Linked DNA regions of Homo sapiens: region 1 is linked to region 2. A link is a loop called in an ENCODE intact Hi-C map of the cell type or tissue named here. Cell type or tissue: natural killer cell. All regions are shown on one strand. Links, peaks and the distances in the headings refer to the core of each region. The heading gives the core; the rest is flanking DNA.

What was found. Peaks named below come from ENCODE experiments on the same cell type or tissue, not always from the same donor. Only the 100,000 strongest peaks of a DNase experiment are listed, where the experiment ranks them.
Region 1: a loop joins it to region 2, with 4 times the contacts of the local background. A loop is called at or near these places in 2 of 110 quality-filtered maps.

What each region holds. Positions count from the first base shown.
Region 1 is chr3:46,950,804-46,959,993 of GRCh38, reverse strand. All of the region lies in intron 1 of CCDC12 (coiled-coil domain containing 12), which reads left to right. Among named protein-coding and RNA genes, the nearest start is that of CCDC12, 21 kb to the left of the region's middle. In natural killer cell, for the core only: no CTCF peak of the experiment used is centred there; DNase peaks (open chromatin) are centred at 3,813, 3,973 and 6,123; H3K27ac peaks cover 7,480 bases.
Region 2 is chr3:47,012,119-47,020,875 of GRCh38, reverse strand. It overlaps SETD2 (SET domain containing 2, histone lysine methyltransferase), which reads left to right. Exons shown (of 21, transcript NM_014159.7): 19 at 1,036-1,116; 20 at 3,137-3,238; 21 at 3,622-4,440. The coding sequence ends at 3,783. It also overlaps the pseudogene NRADDP. Among named protein-coding and RNA genes, the nearest start is that of NBEAL2, 37 kb to the right of the region's middle. RefSeq lists a silencer at 1,382-1,461 and an enhancer at 7,568-8,067. In natural killer cell, for the core only: no CTCF peak of the experiment used is centred there; DNase peaks (open chromatin) are centred at 3,725 and 3,875; H3K27ac peaks cover 2,320 bases.

The DNA.
Region 1 (9,190 bases), core at 795-8,794, 62 kb after region 2:
ATATACATACCCTGCTTTATCTCATTGGTTGGCTTATGAGTAGTGTCCCCATTTGGGCTTTGTCCCAGGCTGCATAACTCACAAGACAGAGCCTGAGCTGGTAGAGGTGCTGAGAAAACACTTGAGGGATTGAGTGGATGGCATGGAGAGTGATAGCTGTTTCCAGGTGTGAAAGAGGTGGAGGGATTTTAGGCAGAGGAGGGGCAGGAGCAGAACAGGCAGGCATGGAGGTGGTCTGAATTTGGGAAGATGATCTGTGGAAGGCCCTTCTTCCTTGCCACCTCCCTGTCCCCCCACACTGGCTAGCGTTTTCTGACTTGGATTCATATTCTCTGCACACGTGTAGGGTCTGCTCTTCTCAACTGTGGTAGCTCGAGGGCAAGGGCTGGGGCTTCCTCCGGGTGACACTGATGGCTGCTCTGGGTGAACTGAGGGAAGGAACAAGGCATGAATGTGGGGATCTGTTATGTGACCCCTTTGTCACGGGATGAGAGGGCCTCACCCCGAAGACACAGGTGAGAGTCTCAGGCTCCACCATCATCATCACTGTGGTTGGCGCCTACTGACTGAGGACGTACTCTGTGCCAGCCACAGTGTAGGGCTGTCACTCACATGCGTACCCTTAAGTCATGCCATCTAGCAGTTGAAGAAACTGCAGCTCTGAGAAGCTAAACTGGCCCAGAGTACCACAGTACACAGTTGTTAGTGCTGGGTATTGACTCCTCATGTGGTTCTGCTTTCTCAACCTTTCCATATGCTGAGCATGTGGATTTTTAAAAACGCTTTGTAGCTAAAGGAAGTGTGTGTAGGTGGGGATAAGACCTTGTGAAGCAGTATTTCCCCCCACAAAAAAATGTGCCAGTTCTGACTTGTTTAAATTTGGTTTAATTAGGATTTTTATCACTTGTAGATCACACCAGAGAGCAGACAGCTGTCTTACCTTTACTTCTCAGATTGTGACACTCCAAGAAGCAGCTGACCAGAGGTTAAAATAGCTTCTAGTCTAGGAGCTTCAGCACATTTTGTTGCTGTGTAAACCTCTGACTTGCCTGGAAATTGACTTGTAAAGAATTTTGCATTTCATACTGGGGTGCCTGATGCTGGGGTCTGGTATATTTCATGCTCAGCTGTGTGTTGGCATGGAGGGAATGGAGAGATGGCTCCTAGCTCAGGTAAGGGCCTTGGCTTACATCAGTGACTGGCCTTTGTGGTGGTCAGGAGAGTTGGGGAGGATGCTGGGACCAAGCTCATAGAACACTTAACAAACATCCCGAGTCTCAGCTCCTCCTTTCGCGGAGTGGGCATCACAACCTTTGCCCTGCCCTTATCTTGGGTTCTCGTTGGGGATTGGATGAACAATGGAATGTAACGCAACTTTGAGCTCTATAAAGTGCTGGATGCGTTTGTTCCAGAACCAAACCGAGGGTCGGGCTGCTTATTCCCTTGGCCCAATAACGAGATGCAGATGAACTGGGAGAGAAGGGAGTTTTTTTTATTTCTGCAGCTGGTTACAGGGAGAAGGCCTGGAAATTATCACCAGACCAATTCAAAATTACAAAGTTTTCCAGAGCTTGTATATCTTCTAAGCTATACATCTATGTGTAAATGTGCATTCATCTAAAGACTTAAATGATTAACTTCTTCTAGTCTATAACTAAGATCTGAGTCCTGAAGACCTTCCTCTGGACCCTCAGTAAGTTTACTTAATATAATGGGTCCAGGTGCTGGGGTGATTACCCTTATCTTGTCTCCTGCTAAATCATGGAGGTTTGGGGCGTTCCTTTTAGTCTCCCAATAAACTTGTTTGTGGAGGCCTGGGGAGTTTCTTCAGACCGCCAATAAAACTTATTTAATCCTAAACAGATCCTGTTAAGAATTCTTCGTTATCTTGTCGTGCTTCAAGGCTCAGGAAAGGCCTAGGCCAAACTCTTGGTGGGCTTTTGTTACATTCTAGCCTTTGTGTAAGGGCACTGGTTCTATTAGCTTTACATATATATGTGTGTGTGTGTGTGTGTGTGTGTGTGTGTGTGTGTATTTATTTTTTTATTTTTGAGATGGAGTCTCGCTCTGTTGGCCAGGCTGGAGTGCAGTGGCACGATCTCAGCTCACTGCAACCTCCTCCACCTGGGTTTAAGTGATTCTCCTGCCTCAGCCTCCCGAGAAGCTGGGATTACAGGCGCCTGCCACCATGCTCGGCTAATTTTTTGTATTTTTAGTAGAGACAGTGTTTCATCATGTTGGCCAGCCTGGTCTCGAACTCCTGACTTCAGGTGATCCACCCACCTTGGCCTCCTGAAGTGCTGGGATTACAGGCATGAGCCACCGCCGCCCTGGCTAGCTTTTAATATTTAACCTAGCTACTCAGTCAGTACTGAAACGTAACGGAGGCCTGCGTTAGTGAGACCTGGCCTGCCACACACTTCGTTGTTAGGTTATTGCTATAAATGGCCATGTGTAGCCAAGGCACTTATTTGCAAACAACAGAAATCCATTCTGGCTGATTGTAGAAGAATACAAAGTGCTTGTTGTTTTAGAAATCGAGCCACTTACAGCTTACCAGGAGTAAAAGAAAAAAAAAATAATTAAAAAGAAAGAGAGCCAGCCTTAGAGGTACACAGCCTGAAAGAAGCCCAACATTTCATAAGAAAAATGGAAAATGGCTCAATGAGGAAACTGCTACTGCCTTCGAGTACTAGATACTACAGTTAGCCCTGTTGCCCTGTGCCCTGGAATCAATCTTGAATCAAATCTTATTGCAGCTTCCCTAGAGAGAAGTCTGTGCCACCCCACCCCTACCTCTCTGCAGGTCACAACTCACCATTTGGAGTCTCTTATGGGTATATTGGATCAATAGGGCCACAGTTACCTTCCTGCTTCAAGGCAGGCTGGGAAAGTGAGTGGGGCACTTTTGGCTTCTGTAGTAAGGGGCAGGGTCTTCCTCCCCCAAGACTCAAGGTGGAGCTTTTGTAAGTGAAGGGAGGAGCTCGGGCTCTGGGCAGCCCATAGAATAACTTGGGAACATGGTGCATTGGACACACCAGTCTACTTGAGGTCGAGACCCGAGGTCTGGCCCTGGCTTCTCCCCTTCTCTTGCTGCACACTTCACCTGGATCTCCTGTGGCCCTCCGGATATTTACGTTGTATGAATGATTTTTATTTTGGGGGGGTGGGTGTGGTGGTGACAGGGACTCACTCTGTCAACCAGGCTGGAGTGCAGTGGTGCAATCTCACTGCAGCCTCAACCTCCTGGGCTCAGATGATTCCCCCACCTCAGCCCCCCAAGTAGCTGGGACTACAGGTGCACACTACCACTCCTGGCTTTGTGTTTTTTTGTGGTAGAGACAGGGTTTCACCATGTTTCCCAGACTGGTCTTGAACTCCTGGGCTCAAGGAATCTTCCTGTCTCAACCTCCCAAAGTGTTGGGATTACAGGCGTGAGCTACTGAGCCTAGCCCCTTATGAATGATTTCTTTGTGTTTCTTCCTATCCTGCCTGCCCTGTGTCCAGAGCCCACCTTGGTGACCACAGTAGCCCTCAGGCAGCTGAGTGTGGCCTCATGCAGTCCGCTTTCTCTTCTAGGTCAGCCTCTTGAAGAGGAGGCAGCATGTGGTCTCACTCAGAGGCTCCTCAACTGGGCCATGTATTAGAGATGTGACCCAGGAGTAGGTGGGCTCTTTGAACATTCAGATTCCCAGGTCTTACCGTGGAAGATTCTGATTTGGCAGGTGCTGTTTATAACCGTTCCCTGGGCTGCTGCTAGTTTATCCTCTATCAGCTCATATCTGAGGCCTCTGCAGCCCTACCAGTTTGGTGGTTTTCTTATTTTTCTCATTTGGTGTAAGAATAGATGTGATCACACTTCTCTGGCTGTTAGGCAGAAAGCAGACCTAAGCCTTAGGGCTGTTTATTTGAGAGAATTTTGAAAGCCTGATGCAATCAGAAAGCCCCTGTTTAAATGTGGGCCTATCTTTTATTAGCCCTGAGCCACTGGTTAAGTTTCTTAGTTGTTCTGAACCTGGTCATTTGTATGCAGTGATAATACCTGATTCCGGGGTATTGGTGGGGGCCAGAGGCCCTGGTGTGCACAAGAGTGAAGTGTGAGTAGATGAGCAAGTACCACATGGCAGCTTGCAGTTGGAAGGGACTGTTCCTCCCGACAGACTCAGAGACAGCTGCTCTTCTGCTGTCCTTGGGGTGAGAAGGTGGCTCTCCTAACTCACATCCAGCTTGTTTTTCGGGGGGCCCCTTTGCTTTCTGGGCTTTGCTAAATGCTCTTTATAAAATACTCGAATCATATTGTTGCCACCTCTCTACCTGTCCTCCAGGTTCTCAGTGCTTGTGAGATAAAGTCTGTAGCCCATCAGGCAGGCCCATCCCACTTCCCCAGTGCCCTTGGATATCACCACTCTCTGCCTGGACACACCCGCTCCTTCTAGTGACCCTGACATTCCCCTCTCTGACCGCTCAGTCTGCATCTTCCCTCTTCTCTCCCTGGACAGCCTGCCCACCTGGCTGGCCTTCCAGGTGTTCTCGGGTCCCACCTTCTCTCATTCCCAGTGGCATTCAGGCTTTGGATGCACTATAGGGTGGTTATCTGTTCACTGTCTGCTTCTCTCTTCCCTGCCCCTGACTTCCCTGAGGGCAGCCATCTTGCTTTAGTCACCTTTTTGTCTGCCCCATGACAAGACTCAGAGACTCCGTAAACATTCAAATGAAGAAGCAACTAGGCAGGCACATGGATTTGGGAGTTAGTTGGGCTGAGATTTTCCTCAGGAAAAACAGACTTGCCCACGAGGACAAGTCCAAGAGTTTATTTAAAAAGTGCAGGCTGTGGCGATGCTAACAGCAAGAAGAACTTCACTGGGTGATTGTGAAGTCAGTTAGGTTTCTTCGATCTGTAGTTTAGGCATGGACTAGGGGTGCTTTGACAGCCGTTAACATTGGAAAAGAACTGGGCATTTTAGTTGGTCACAGGCTTTGAATAAGCCAGTGGTGTGACGTGGATACCAGGAACACTGATGTCCCAGCTGTGGTGTTGGCTGTCGGTTGGTTGGGAAATAACTTTTTTTTTCAGACGGAGTTTCGCTCTTTTGCCCAGGTTGGAGTGCAGTGGTGCAGTCTTGGCTCACTGCAACCTCCTCCTTCTGGTTTCAAGCGATTCTCCTGCTCAGCCTCCTGAGTAGCTGGGACTACAGGTGCCCGCCACCATGCCCAGCTAATTTTTGTATTTTTAGTAGAGATGGGGTTTCACCATGTTGGCCAGGCTGGTCTTGAACTCCTAACCTTGTGATCTGCCCGCCTCGGCCTCCCAGAGTGCTGGGATTACCAGGCGTGAGCCACCGTGCCCGGTGGAAATACCTGTTCTTTTAATAAATGGTAGCTCTTATTCCCTTGACCCACCCCATTTTAAGAACAAATCTACCCACATGAAAGGTCACATAGATGCTATAGAGGTTGATGCATCTGGTGCCAGGTTTGAGTGAGGGCCGTTGGCAGCTATCAAGGAAACTGTTTTAGGGGATCCAGAATTGATGTAAACAGGGCCATGGGACTAGGGTGTGTGTGGGAGGCGAAAGGGTATCATTTACAGGGGCCACCCACTGAGGTTTTCAGGTCCTTGCTTGCTGTCTCTGTTGGATCCAGCGAAAGTGAACACATAGTGGTTGGGCTTTCTCCTCCTCTTCCCTCCTGGGCTCAGCCTAAGGATCCTATCTACCAGCCAGAGTTTGTGGAGAAAGGTCACCTTCTTTTGTTCTACAGGCCTTACAGATCTGGGGATGGTCAGGTAGCAGCCACATGTCCTCAGGACCAGAGAGTCTGGGTGGTTGTTCCAGTCCCTGGAACTGACCAGGTGGGCCCCCTGTGCCTGATTCCTCTGACTGTCCACTGTGAGGCAATGGGGAAGGGGTTTCTGGGTGCCACACGAAGCTGTCTCCCACCAGGGGAGGGGTCTTCCAATCTGCATGGACCTTATCATTTGCTTTTGTGATTTGCTCACTGCTGCTCCCCTCGTGAGCTTAGAATGGTGAGGAAGTCCTAGTGGTTGTGAATTCTGCTTTGTGGTGAAGGAGGCTTTTTTCCCCTCCAAGAAAAGGGAAATGGTGGGGTAGGGTGAGAGGGTGGGGAGGTGACTTCATTGCTCATCACCAGTTAGTTTCTTAACCGACATTTTTAGCCCCCCAGTAATGGAGATGTCTATCCTGATTTAAGAGGGCTTAGTCTACAATTGGCTGCTGCATTTGCTACTGTGGTTAGAGTCCCAGGCTGCAGAGGGACGCTGGTGTGTGCAGGCTCAACCTGTCCTCTTCTGCACCAGCAAAGCTGGACTTTTTTTTTTTTTTTTTTCCAAGCTTGAGAAAAGTCATTAGGCATTGACAAGGCTGTGTCAGGCCTGAGTGCCAGCCATGGTTTCCTGCTTCCCCATTTAGCCAGGTGAGGGTCAAGAGAATCTGTTTAGGGTATGAGTCAAGATAGTGAGCCATAGTCAGCTAGGTTCCTCTGGTTACTTTTATTATTAAGTCATTTTGACAGCAGAATTAAGGAAGATGGAAAAAATACTACCCACGGTTGAGTGCGAGTCTGTGAAGTCTTTGGCCATTTGTATGTATGGTATTGCCATGGTTGCAATCATGAGTATGTAATATAGGACTCTTACCCCTGGCGTTTGTGTGTTTGTCTGTTGCATAGTGCTGCCTCGCTATTTTAATGCCTCCCCTGGCCCATCATGTGAATGCTGGCCTGCATAACTGTGCCCTACGGTGTTGGGCTCACTGCATAGTTCCACTTCTCCCTACTGTGAGAAACACAGCTCTAAACACCTCTGCATGCATTGCTCTTTTATTTCCTTGTGATGTCTTTTGGGACTGGAGTTCTTGGCCAAGAAATGACAATATTTGGGGCTCTCGATGGGTTTGATTGTATCTCTCTGAAATGACACCAGAAAGAGCTGTCAACTCTCATGTGATGACAGATGGAGGCACCCTAGACACACTTGAAACCATTTGCATGTGAAAGGTAGGGACAGGAGTGGGACAAGAGCAAAGGGCAGGGGTTCTAGAGGGAATCAGCCTATGCTTGAAGCCTGCCCTGCCATTTGCGTCCTGGCAACCTCTAGCTGTGTGACTCTGGATGGGTTACTTAATTGTCCTGGGCTTCCATTTTTCTCATCTGTGGTAGGAGAAAGGAGTGCTGACCTTATTAGATTTTCATAGTGATTAATTATTGATTATTTTTGATAATATCAGTACTACTGTTTAATTAATGGAATAATCAGTTGCCTGGCATACTGTTATTACCAAAGAATTGACAGTGTTGTAAGACATGCAGAACAGAGAAGAGTGACATTTGGGTTCGGCACTGCCCAGGGCTCACCTTCTAATGGAAAATCTTCCAATTTTATGGAACCTAGTTAAAACCACACTCCCAAGAAGTGGGCAGGGTTGGGATTTTTGTCTTCATTTTGCAGGAGAGAAGCAGAGGTGCAGATAGTTGTTGGAAAAGAGGATAGAACAGACAACTAAAGGATAAACAAGCAGCATGTGTGGTAGAAAGAACTGAGGATGTGGCAGCGGGGAGCTGGGCTTCTGTTTATTTCCCAAAACTTGTGCTCTACCCAATGGAAAGAGTATTAGGTATGACATGCACAGACCTGGTCCAGCCTCAGTTCTTGCATCTGTGCAACAAGGCTAGTGATAACCGAATACGTGGGTGCTGTTGGAAGGCTCACACAACAGAAGTTCCTGTAACATGGGAAGTTAGCATGTGCCTTCTGCCTCCCCAGGTGGTTCCTTTACTATTGGTCCAGCTGCTCTTAGTGCCAGGTGCTGTGAGCAGTGATGGAGAGGCCTCTGAGAGCTTCCAGTCTAGGAAGGAAGACAGATGTCAAACAAAATCTCATGTGGGGAAATAAAGGTAGAATCATATGTCTGGGATGGTTATCATTAGAAGGCATGGGAAGAACACCTTTGTGCTAAAAGTGGTCATGACCTTTGGCCCACACAGGAGAATGTGCTGAAACCCACCCACCGAGTTTTGTGGTGGGGTCAGAATTAAGGATTCTGTGGGGAAACTTCACAGATGGGTGGTGCCTGTTCTTGTAGCCTGGGGCCTCTTGACAATCCTAAAGGAATCAGATAGCAGATAGATCATTGTTAATTTGATCCTCATTAAGTATATATATATATATATATATATATTTTTTTTTTTTTTTTTTTTGAGACGGAGTCTCGTTCTGTCGCCCAGGCTGGAGTGCAGTGGCACAATCTTGGCTCACTGCAAGCTCCGCCTCCCTAGTTCACGCCATTCTCCTGCCTCAGCCTCCCGAGTAGCTGGGACTGCAGGTGCCCGCCACCACGCCCGGCTAATTTTCTGTATTTTTAGTAGGGACGGGGTTTCACTGTGTTAGCCAGGATGGTCTTGATCTCCTGACCTCGTGATCCACCCGCCTCGGCTTCCCAAAGTGCTGGGATTACAGGCCTGAGCCACCGTGCCCAGCCCTAAAATGATTTTTTAAAAATTGTTAATTGATAAATAATAGCTGTATATTTATGGTGTACAACGTGATGTTTCTACAATATACGTTGTAGAAAGATTAAATCAAGCTGATTTAACATTTTTTGTGGTGAGACTTTAAAATCTAGGCTCAGCAATTTTGAATATACATTATTATTAACCGATCACCATGCTGTGCAGTAGCTCCCTTAAACACACTCCTCCTGCCTAACTGGAACTTTGTGTCCTTTGCCCAACATCTTCACTTTCTCCACCTCTCCTGCAACTCCAGCCTCTGTAACCACCCATCTAGTCTCTGTTTCGGTGAGTTCTACTTTTTATTTTTTTATTTTAATTTTTAATTTTTTTGAGATACGAGTCTCACTCTGTTGCCAAGGCTGGAGTGCAGTAGTTCAGTTACAGCTCACTGCAGCCTTGACCTCGTGGCCTTGTTTGATCCTCCCACCTCAGCCTCCTGGGTAGTTGGGACCCGCCTCGGCCTCCCGAAATGCTGGGATTACAGGTGTGAGCCACTGTGGCTGGCCAGTTCTACTGTTTTAGATTCCACATATAAGTGAGATCATGCAGTATTTGTCTTTCTGAGCCTGGCTTATTTCGCTTAGCATAATGTTCCCCAGATTTGTCCATGTTGTTGCAAATGACAGGATTTCCTCTTTTTTTTTTGAAGCCTGAATAGTAT
Region 2 (8,757 bases), core at 1-8,000:
TCCAGCTGCTTTAGAACCAGAGCCTTCATACTGTTTATGGAAATGGAAGAAGCAGAACCAGGAGATGGGTGGGGAGCAGGAAAATTATTCTACCCTGTGCCCCTAACAAAAAAGTGTGAAGTACCTATAATATCAACTCCAGCTTCTAGATCCATTATGAAGTAACTTATATTTGGAGGGGAATGCTCATAATTATTATTTTCCGTGGAAAAGCACATTTACTGGGAAGGGGCCTGATGGCTAGTGGTGGGCAAAGGTATGGGGAGATGGCCTGCATGACAGGTGCTCTGAATACCAAAGCTTCCAACTCATCGCCTCCTGGTGCAGTACCTAGTTAGAGGGAACTTGGAAGCCTCCCTCTAGCAGTGCTGGAAGGGAATGTTCCTGGGTTTGTCATTATCTTGCCAGCTGGGGACATAGAGTATCTTCTGTGTCATCATCTACTTATCTGTTCACTGGCTTTGATGACCTTCATCACCTCCCCGTCAATATCGTGATACTTCCTTAATCTTTCTGTTCCTAAACTGAAGGTACCAACCTCCAAGGAGCCTCTCTTGCATACTGAGACTGTCTTCTACAGTCTAGCCAACTCCACCTTTGGAGGAAAGGTGATGAGTATTCAAGAGTCTTCAGAACAGAGCATTTCGCCTCTGTCCTGGAATCCTAGAGTGTCAGAGGTGGGAGAGATGGAGCTTGTTTTGTGCCGGCCTTGCTTGATAGTTCAGGGAGCTGAACCCAGAACAGGGACATGAGTGACTCTGAAATGTGTGGCTATATCAAAGTTGTAGCTTTGACTTAGGGTAGAGAATTGGAACTTAACTTATAAGAAGGAGAGCCAAACCATGTAACAGGATTTGAAACATAATAGCCAAGTTGACTCCAGGCCTTGTACCTGAGTCAGGGCCTCTAAACGGATTCTAATACCAAGAATCAGGTATCCCTGCTAGGGGAAAGAAAGGAGGGTTCTGGGACAGTAGGGCATCACTAAACTGACTTCTCATGCCAGCACCACTGTGTTTTCTCCTCCATTTTTAGGCCTCGAAAAAGCCCAAGACAGCAGAAGCAGACACCTCCAGTGAACTAGCAAAGAAAAGCAAAGAAGTATTCAGAAAAGAGGTAAGGTTTGGTGGATATAAGCACTAAGCTCCTCAGGCTTAAATCTGAACCCTTTCATTTCTTGTCCTAAGTATGTCGAATATCTCCTTTGCCCCAAGATAGGCAGGAACACAAGGTGTTCCTTGTGTGTATGTCTTGCTGAAGTGCTTCTTTTAGCACTGAAAACTCCTCAGCCATCTTTTCTTGGCTTGACAGGAGCCCCTCTCAGACCACATTTGCTTGTTTGACTGTGGGCCTTCTGTAGCATCTATGGCAAAAGAAAGCTGTCTGTAGTGGTAGGCTGCCTTGTCTTTGGGTATTCCTCTTGCTTCTGTGATTTGACTTAGTTGTTATGTGAATGACACATTGGTGAAAGAGGTGTGGCCTTTTTCAACTGGTTAAGCACTTCAGTACCCATTGACTCATTTTGTCCCCACAACAGCCCTTGAGGTAGGCAAGACAGATTGCCTTTCCTCTTATTCAGGTGAAAGAACTCTTAAGGTTCAGAGAAGGCAAGTTCTAGACAAAAGATTTGAACTCAGGCGTTCTGGCTCAAAGTCCAGTTCTCTTTCTGTAATATCTCATTTGGTAGCTGCCTAATTCTCCAGGGCTTGGGAGAATGCTGCTCCTTTTTATGCTACCAGAAGTGTGTCTTACCAACCATCAAGACACTAAACTTGTCTGCTTCATAGCATCTAGGTTCTAAACTCCAATCTTCATTCACTGAAGGGGCTTGTAGTGTTTTGGAAGAAACAGACCTGTAAATAAGTAGCGACAGCTGTGTGAAAAGTATGCCATATTAGGGCTGGGAGCCACAATCTGGGCAGTCAGGAAGGGCGCTTGAATCAGGGGTAGGAATTGGCCAGATGGATCAGCAGGGGATCTAACTTATATCAATAGAATGTACAGAGGCAAGAGAGAGCATCTTCCCTTCCAGGGAGTTGTAAGTGGCCTGATGGGCTATAGCACAAGATATGGGAGGGCTGTTGAAAATGAGGTGGAATGGTATTGTTCTTCTTCATATAGGAACTATGTGTCTGTGGGTTATCGGGAACCATTGCAGAATTTTAAGCAGGGGGTAATGAAATCCCTATCTGTGTTTGAGGGGATAGACTGAAGGAAGAGAGTTTGGAGGCCAGGAAACCCCAGAAAAACCTTGAGTTAAAAGGCTTATGCAGGGATAAAATTTAGTTTCTTATGGTCCCTTTGTGAACATACTGGTATTTCAGCTCATTGAACCAGCAGCTGTTTATTTAGTGCCTACCTTGTGATATAGCCTTGTTCTTTGAACACCTGAAGGCTCACTGAATTTTAGTGATGGGTAGACTTTGTTCAAAGTGCTCTCTGATGAAATGGCTATGACTGGCCTCTTTATTCTCTTTGTCCCCTATGATCTTAGCACCACAAATACCTCTGAAGGTCCTATTCCTAGAGTGTTTGGGAGCACCTGGGTAGGACAGACCATACTTAGACAGCCCAGGGAGGACATAGTAAGTGGTGGAAGGAAAAGGATTCTGCTTAGGTTTTCCTTTGCTGGCTGTCATATCATGCTTCCATCTGCTTCACATGCTGTGGTATGACCACTTAAAGAATCTAAGTACCCTTCAATGACAAAATTCCTGTGGTTCCTGGGATTGCTAAGCCTCATAGAAGCTCTGGAACACCTGCTGTGCTCTGCCTTGCCTCCAGGGCCCAGAGAACCCAGCTACTGTCTTTATGCCAAGGACACAAAATTCATTGACTGAAACCTGGGGCTGCTGAAGGACTCAGCATTGAAGTCATGCTGTTGAGTCCCTCCAGCCTCCTTTAAGGCTTGCTTAGTCCATCCAGGGGAGCTCTTTCCCTCTCAGGCTGAGCCCGTATCCTTTTCTCAGATCTTACTGGCTTACTAGTATTCCACTGTCCAAACCAGTTAACCTGAGGGAGGAAAAGGAGAAGGATTGGCTGGCTTTACTCACTACCTTTTCTAGTTATTTCCTCAGTACAACTCCTTGCCCTCTCTGGACTGTTGAGCAACGTGTTCTCTTTTCTCTGCCTGCAGATGTCCCAGTTCATCGTCCAGTGCCTGAACCCTTACCGGAAACCTGACTGCAAAGTGGGAAGAATTACCACAACTGAAGACTTTAAACATCTGGCTCGCAAGGTACTCCCCTTGCTTTTGGTAGCCCACCAGGCAATGTTCTGGGCAAACTGTGTACCTTCTAAGAAGCCCTTTTCATCATAGAAAGTATTTTTTTTTTTCTTGTCAGATGTCAGAGCTGGGGACCCAGGAACGGGGAGGGAAGGTTTGGGGAGGGATGCGTACCTTACATGACAGCAGTAGTTCTCTAAGAAATTTTCAGAGCTCAGCTTGTCCTTTCTGGTGATCATAGCACCAGCCTGCCCCAACATCTACCCCCTTATTAACTTCCTGTCTTGGTGAGAAGGGCCCTGAAGCAGCAGGCTGGATTACCACCCCTGTCCTCCCCCTCATATAATTTCTGCTCTGATTGGTGGCTGTGGTCTCTCTTCCTGTGCCCTGGACAGCTGACTCACGGTGTTATGAATAAGGAGCTGAAGTACTGTAAGAATCCTGAGGACCTGGAGTGCAATGAGAATGTGAAACACAAAACCAAGGAGTACATTAAGAAGTACATGCAGAAGTTTGGGGCTGTTTACAAACCCAAAGAGGACACTGAATTAGAGTGACTGTTGGGCCAGGGTGGGAGGATGGGTGGTCAGGTAAGACAGACTCTAGGGAGAGGAAATCCTGTGGGCCTTTCTGTCCCACCCCTGTCAGCACTGTGCTACTGATGATACATCACCCTGGGGAATTCAACCCTGCAGATGTCAACTGAAGGCCACAAAAATGAACTCCATCTACAAGTGATTACCTAGTTGTGAGCTGTTGGCATGTGGTTAGAAGCCATCAGAGGTGCAAGGGCTTAGAAAAGACCCTGGCCAGACCTGACTCCACTCTTAAACCTGGGTCTTCTCCTTGGCGGTGCTGTCAGCGCACAGACCCATGCGCATCCCCACCCACAACCCTTTACCCTGATGATCTGTATTATATTTTAATGTATATGTGAATATATTGAAAATAATTTGTTTTTTCCTGGTTTTTGTTTGGTTTTCGTTTTGCTTTTAGCCTCTACATGCTAGGATCACAGGAAGACTTTGTAAGGACAGTTTAAGTTCTCCTGCAAGGTTTAATTTGTTATCATGTAAATATTCTAAAGCAGGCTGCCTTGTGGTTTTGGCCAGCCTTGTGCTATGTTGATAAGATTGATTTACTGCTTAAAATCACTTTACTTTATCCAATTTTTACTGAACTTTTTATGTAAAAAAATAAAATCAATTAAAGAACTTGGCATGTGTGTTCCCTAAAAGTTAATCAAGCATATTTGTGTGTAATGATGTCACTGGAAGAAGGAGAGATAGTGAGTGGCCTTAGGTGTGTGAAGTCCAAGGTTAATCCCTGTGATTGGATTTTATTACAGGACTTGTTCATTCTCCACAGGTCCTACTATGACTGGGGCAGACATTTGCACATTTGCCAGGTGACTGACACTTGTAGGCTTGGGATCTTTTGGCTGTGCTCAGGCATTGGGTCAATTTGCACATGCATTCCAGAGCAAAAGAAGCAGCATCTAGGGCCTCTTTGGCACTAGGCTTCTTTATTTTGGTTAATTATCAGTCAAGAGAAAGGCAAATTTATCTTCTCCCTTGATACTTTCTCCTGGCTGGAGAGAAGCATTGAATCTTTTCTCCCCCATGGACTTGATTTTTCTGAGCCCACTGGAATGCTTTTTTTGGGGGGGGGTGGGGGAGGGGGGTGGGGAGAAAGGGTCTCGCTTTGTTGCCCGGGCTGGAACGCAGTGGTGTGATCATAGCTCATTGCATCCCTGAACTCCTGGGCCCAAGCAGTCTTCTTGCCTCAGCCTCTGGAGTAGCTAGGACTATTAGCTAATACTTTTTAAAAATTTTTGTAGAGACACAGGGTCTTGCTATGTTACCCAGGCTGGTCTTGACTTCCAGGCCTCAAGTAATGCTCCTGCTTTAGACTCCCAAAGTGTTGGACACCTGGTTTGAAATGCTCATTTGATGTTTGGGTTCCCTAGCTTCCCACTGTGCTCCCTAACACTGGGGTTGGACACTAGAGGACAGGATAGGACCCCTATAAAAGAGGTATAGTGCACAGGTTATGATGATAGTGAACATTTCCAGGAAGATGCAGGGCTTGGTGAGAGACCTCTCTCCCACTTGTTGGATCAGTTATCTAGGCAGTGAGGAAGGCTAAGGGCTTCAGGCCAGACTGGGCCCATCTTTGCAAAAAGGTTGGTCCCACCTGTTTCTCACCAGGGTTATTCTGCCTGCTGCAGCAGTGTTCTTGAGGTCAGGTCAGGTTGTGGCCTGCCAAATCTTTGGCAGGGTGAGTAGCAATTAGAGCAGTCACTGCCTGCTAGGCACTGTGCTGAGCACTTAGAGCTCAGGTTGTGGTCACAGTCCTGAGGCACAGGAATTGGCACTATAATGAGGAAAACTAAGGGTCAGAGAGGTTCAGTAACTCTTCTAATATCCTCATATTAAAGGAAGTGTTAAAAGAGGGGAAAATCCTTATTTTAAACTTAGACATGCTATTGTTTTCTCATGATACTGCAGCCTTCAAAACTGTAAAGCACTTTTTTTTTTTGAGACAGAGTTTCGCTCTTGTCCAGGCTGGAGTGCAGTCGCACGATCTTGGCTCACTGCGACCTCTGCCTCCCAGGTTCAAGCGATTCTCCTGCCTCAGCCTCCCTAGTAGCTGAGATTACAGGCATGCACCACCATGCCCGGCTAATTTTGTATTTTTAGTAGAGATGGGGTTTCTCCATGTTGGTCAGGCTGGTCTCAAACTCCTGACCTCAGGTGATCCACCCATCTCGGCCTCCCAAAGTGCTGGGATTACAGGCGTGAGCCACCACGCCTGGCCTAAAGCATATTATTATATCACATGCGCAGATGGTAATTTGCTCAACCCTCTTAACGTCTTGGAATTATGTCTGTTACAGAGAATATTTTAGTTAATATGCTTAAGCACATTGAAAGGGGGCATTTCTTTTTCAGTGGGTTTACAGTGCAGGGGTACAGCCACATGCACTGCTGCTTGCAACCAAATCAAATGCATGGTTTTGACCCAAATCTCCAGGTTATGATGTCTCCAGCAGCTGGTGCGTATCTTCCCTGCTTTCTCTCCTGATTCTTCAGGGTTATTGCCCTAAGGTCATCTGAGGAGGAAGGTGGCTATAAACTTCCGGTTCTTCCTTAGTTTAAGGGAAAGATTTACAGAGTATTAAGCAGCCCTGGTCAACTATTTCTGAGGGTAGCAGTAGCAGCAATCTGATGAGCTTGGTACTCACAGAGTAGTCAATCTTAGTTGCATCTCATTTTAGCAGAGGGACAGGATCTACCTTGGGCCCCCCTAGACCATGACTGGAACCCATGTCTTCTGAGTGAGTTTGGATGGCTGTGCTTCTGAAGCCTACTTATGCTGATAGATGCCAGGATGGTAGCCATTGTTCCTTCCTAGGCAAGGCTTGTCTTTTATAGCACCTTCTTCAAAAGGCACTTATTGTGCCAACCTACCTGCCTCCCCCTTTGGGGTGGGCATATGTATGGAGTGCATATGCATGGACTTGGCTGCACCTGCCTTGTCCTGAGCTGCCCAGGAGACCCACCTGTCCTTGGCATGTGTAGCAACCACATGAGCAGATGTGGAAGTACATTTGGAACTCCTTGTCCTGAGTTCAGGTCTTGTAAAGAGAGCGTTTTCTTTTTTCTTATCTAGAGGTGACCTGAGGCCCTTGGTAATTAACTGCCCAGGACCAGCCTGCTTCTTGCCTCCTGTCTAGAGGAACAGGCCTCCAGCCTCCCCTTGGTGCTGCTCATAGAACAAGTCAGGAAAATGATCTCAAACCCAGGGTCCCTCAGCACCAACCTGGGAGTCTTAGGTGTGGGGGAAACTACTGAATGTGTCACTTAAACTTACTGTTCTCCAGCTAAGGAAGTTGATAAAATACCAAGGTAAAATAATCAGCAAGGTAAAATAATCAGCAAGGTAAAATACCTTCCAAACATGATAAAGCCAGCAAATGGTAGTAGGCGCAGGATATGAACTCTGATCTGTGCCTCCAGAGCCCATGCATCCTATAGGATCACACTGCCTGCCATCCCAGGTGCTGCTTGGAGAGGCCCCTCCCACAGCCTAGGGACCCCCACCCCTTTTCTGGGCCTCTGCCTCATAGCCACCCACTCAACTGTCTCACAGGCCCAAGGAGCCAGATAGAGCCAGCGGAAAAGTCCGAATCACCTTTAATATGGGTTACAAAAGTAGCAAAACCAGCTGAGGCTTAATAAGAGGAGGTGGAGTAGGGATCCAAAGGGCAGAACCACTCCTCACTGCCCACTCCCCACCATATCCTGGGCCCTCTTCTGGAGGGGATGGGTGGATAAGGGGAAGTGAATGGTGGCTGGATCTTCGGTTTTCTTCCCCAGAACAGAGCAGGCTGAGCCCAGCAACCCCAGGAAGCCCACAAAGGGAAAGATATATGAGATGGGGGTAGGGGAGCACCGGAGCAGTCTCCGAGAGTGCAGGCTATGGAGACAGCACTCACACCACAGAACAGCCCTCAGCTTGGGGGCCCAGGACCTGGACCACATCTTCCTGGCCCATGGCAACCAGGGCATTCTCTAGCACCTTGTGGGTGGCACCACTGTCTTCTTGGATAGCCCAGTCCCTCAGCAGTGTGTAGGCTCACACCTGGCCTTGGGCCATGATTTCTACAGCCTCAGCTTGGTAGCCCAGATGGTCTGCCAGTCCCCGCCAGCCCTTGTCAGGTTCACGTGACACCTCTAACAGCCGCTCCACTTTCTCCTGGTGCTGCCGAGGGAGATCAAGGTGAAGTCGGCACCCAAGCTCAGGATGTGGTCCTGGGGCAGGAGACATGAGGATCACACAAGGGCTGGGTGGTGAGGCAGTTCTGGGAAAGGGGCTCACCCTGGCTGGGGGCACAGGGCTCCAGACTGCTAGGAGAGTCCAGGAAGACACTGCTATCCCCATGCATCTGGTCCTTGTTGAGACCTCCCAGCTCTGCAGTTCGAGCTTTGGCCAGCTGCTGTCTTTGTTTATGTGAGCGCCAGCTGTGGGGAGAAAGGGAGACCTACCAACCTGCCCCCACCTTCAAGACAGGGAATTGGTTGGGAGTCCAGACAGGGAAGGGGGTGCCACAGGGCAGTGCCCAGACCACCTACCACTTGAAGGCCATGTAGGCAAGCAGACCGAGGACCACAGTGGCCAGAAGGGTACAGTAGACTGGGATGATGCTGCCTGAGACCTCTTGGAGACTCCAGGAGGAAAGGGGAGGAGGTATTGGGGGCCAGGGCTCCTCCTGCCCCTACCCATACTCCTTCCCTGTCCCTCTCCTGCCTCCTCAGGATCTTACCTGTGGAAGAAAAGACAGATCAGGTCAGGAGCAAGGAACAAAGGCTAGGGTCCCTGGGTAGCCTCACCTAAACTTTGTTGCCAAAAAGATTTGAAGCCAGTAGTCCCTACTATTAGAGTCAAAAGCTTATACCACAGCATCAGGAGCTGTCTGGCCTATTTTTCCATTTTCATCTACTTCTTCCCCTTTGCTTACCACTCTG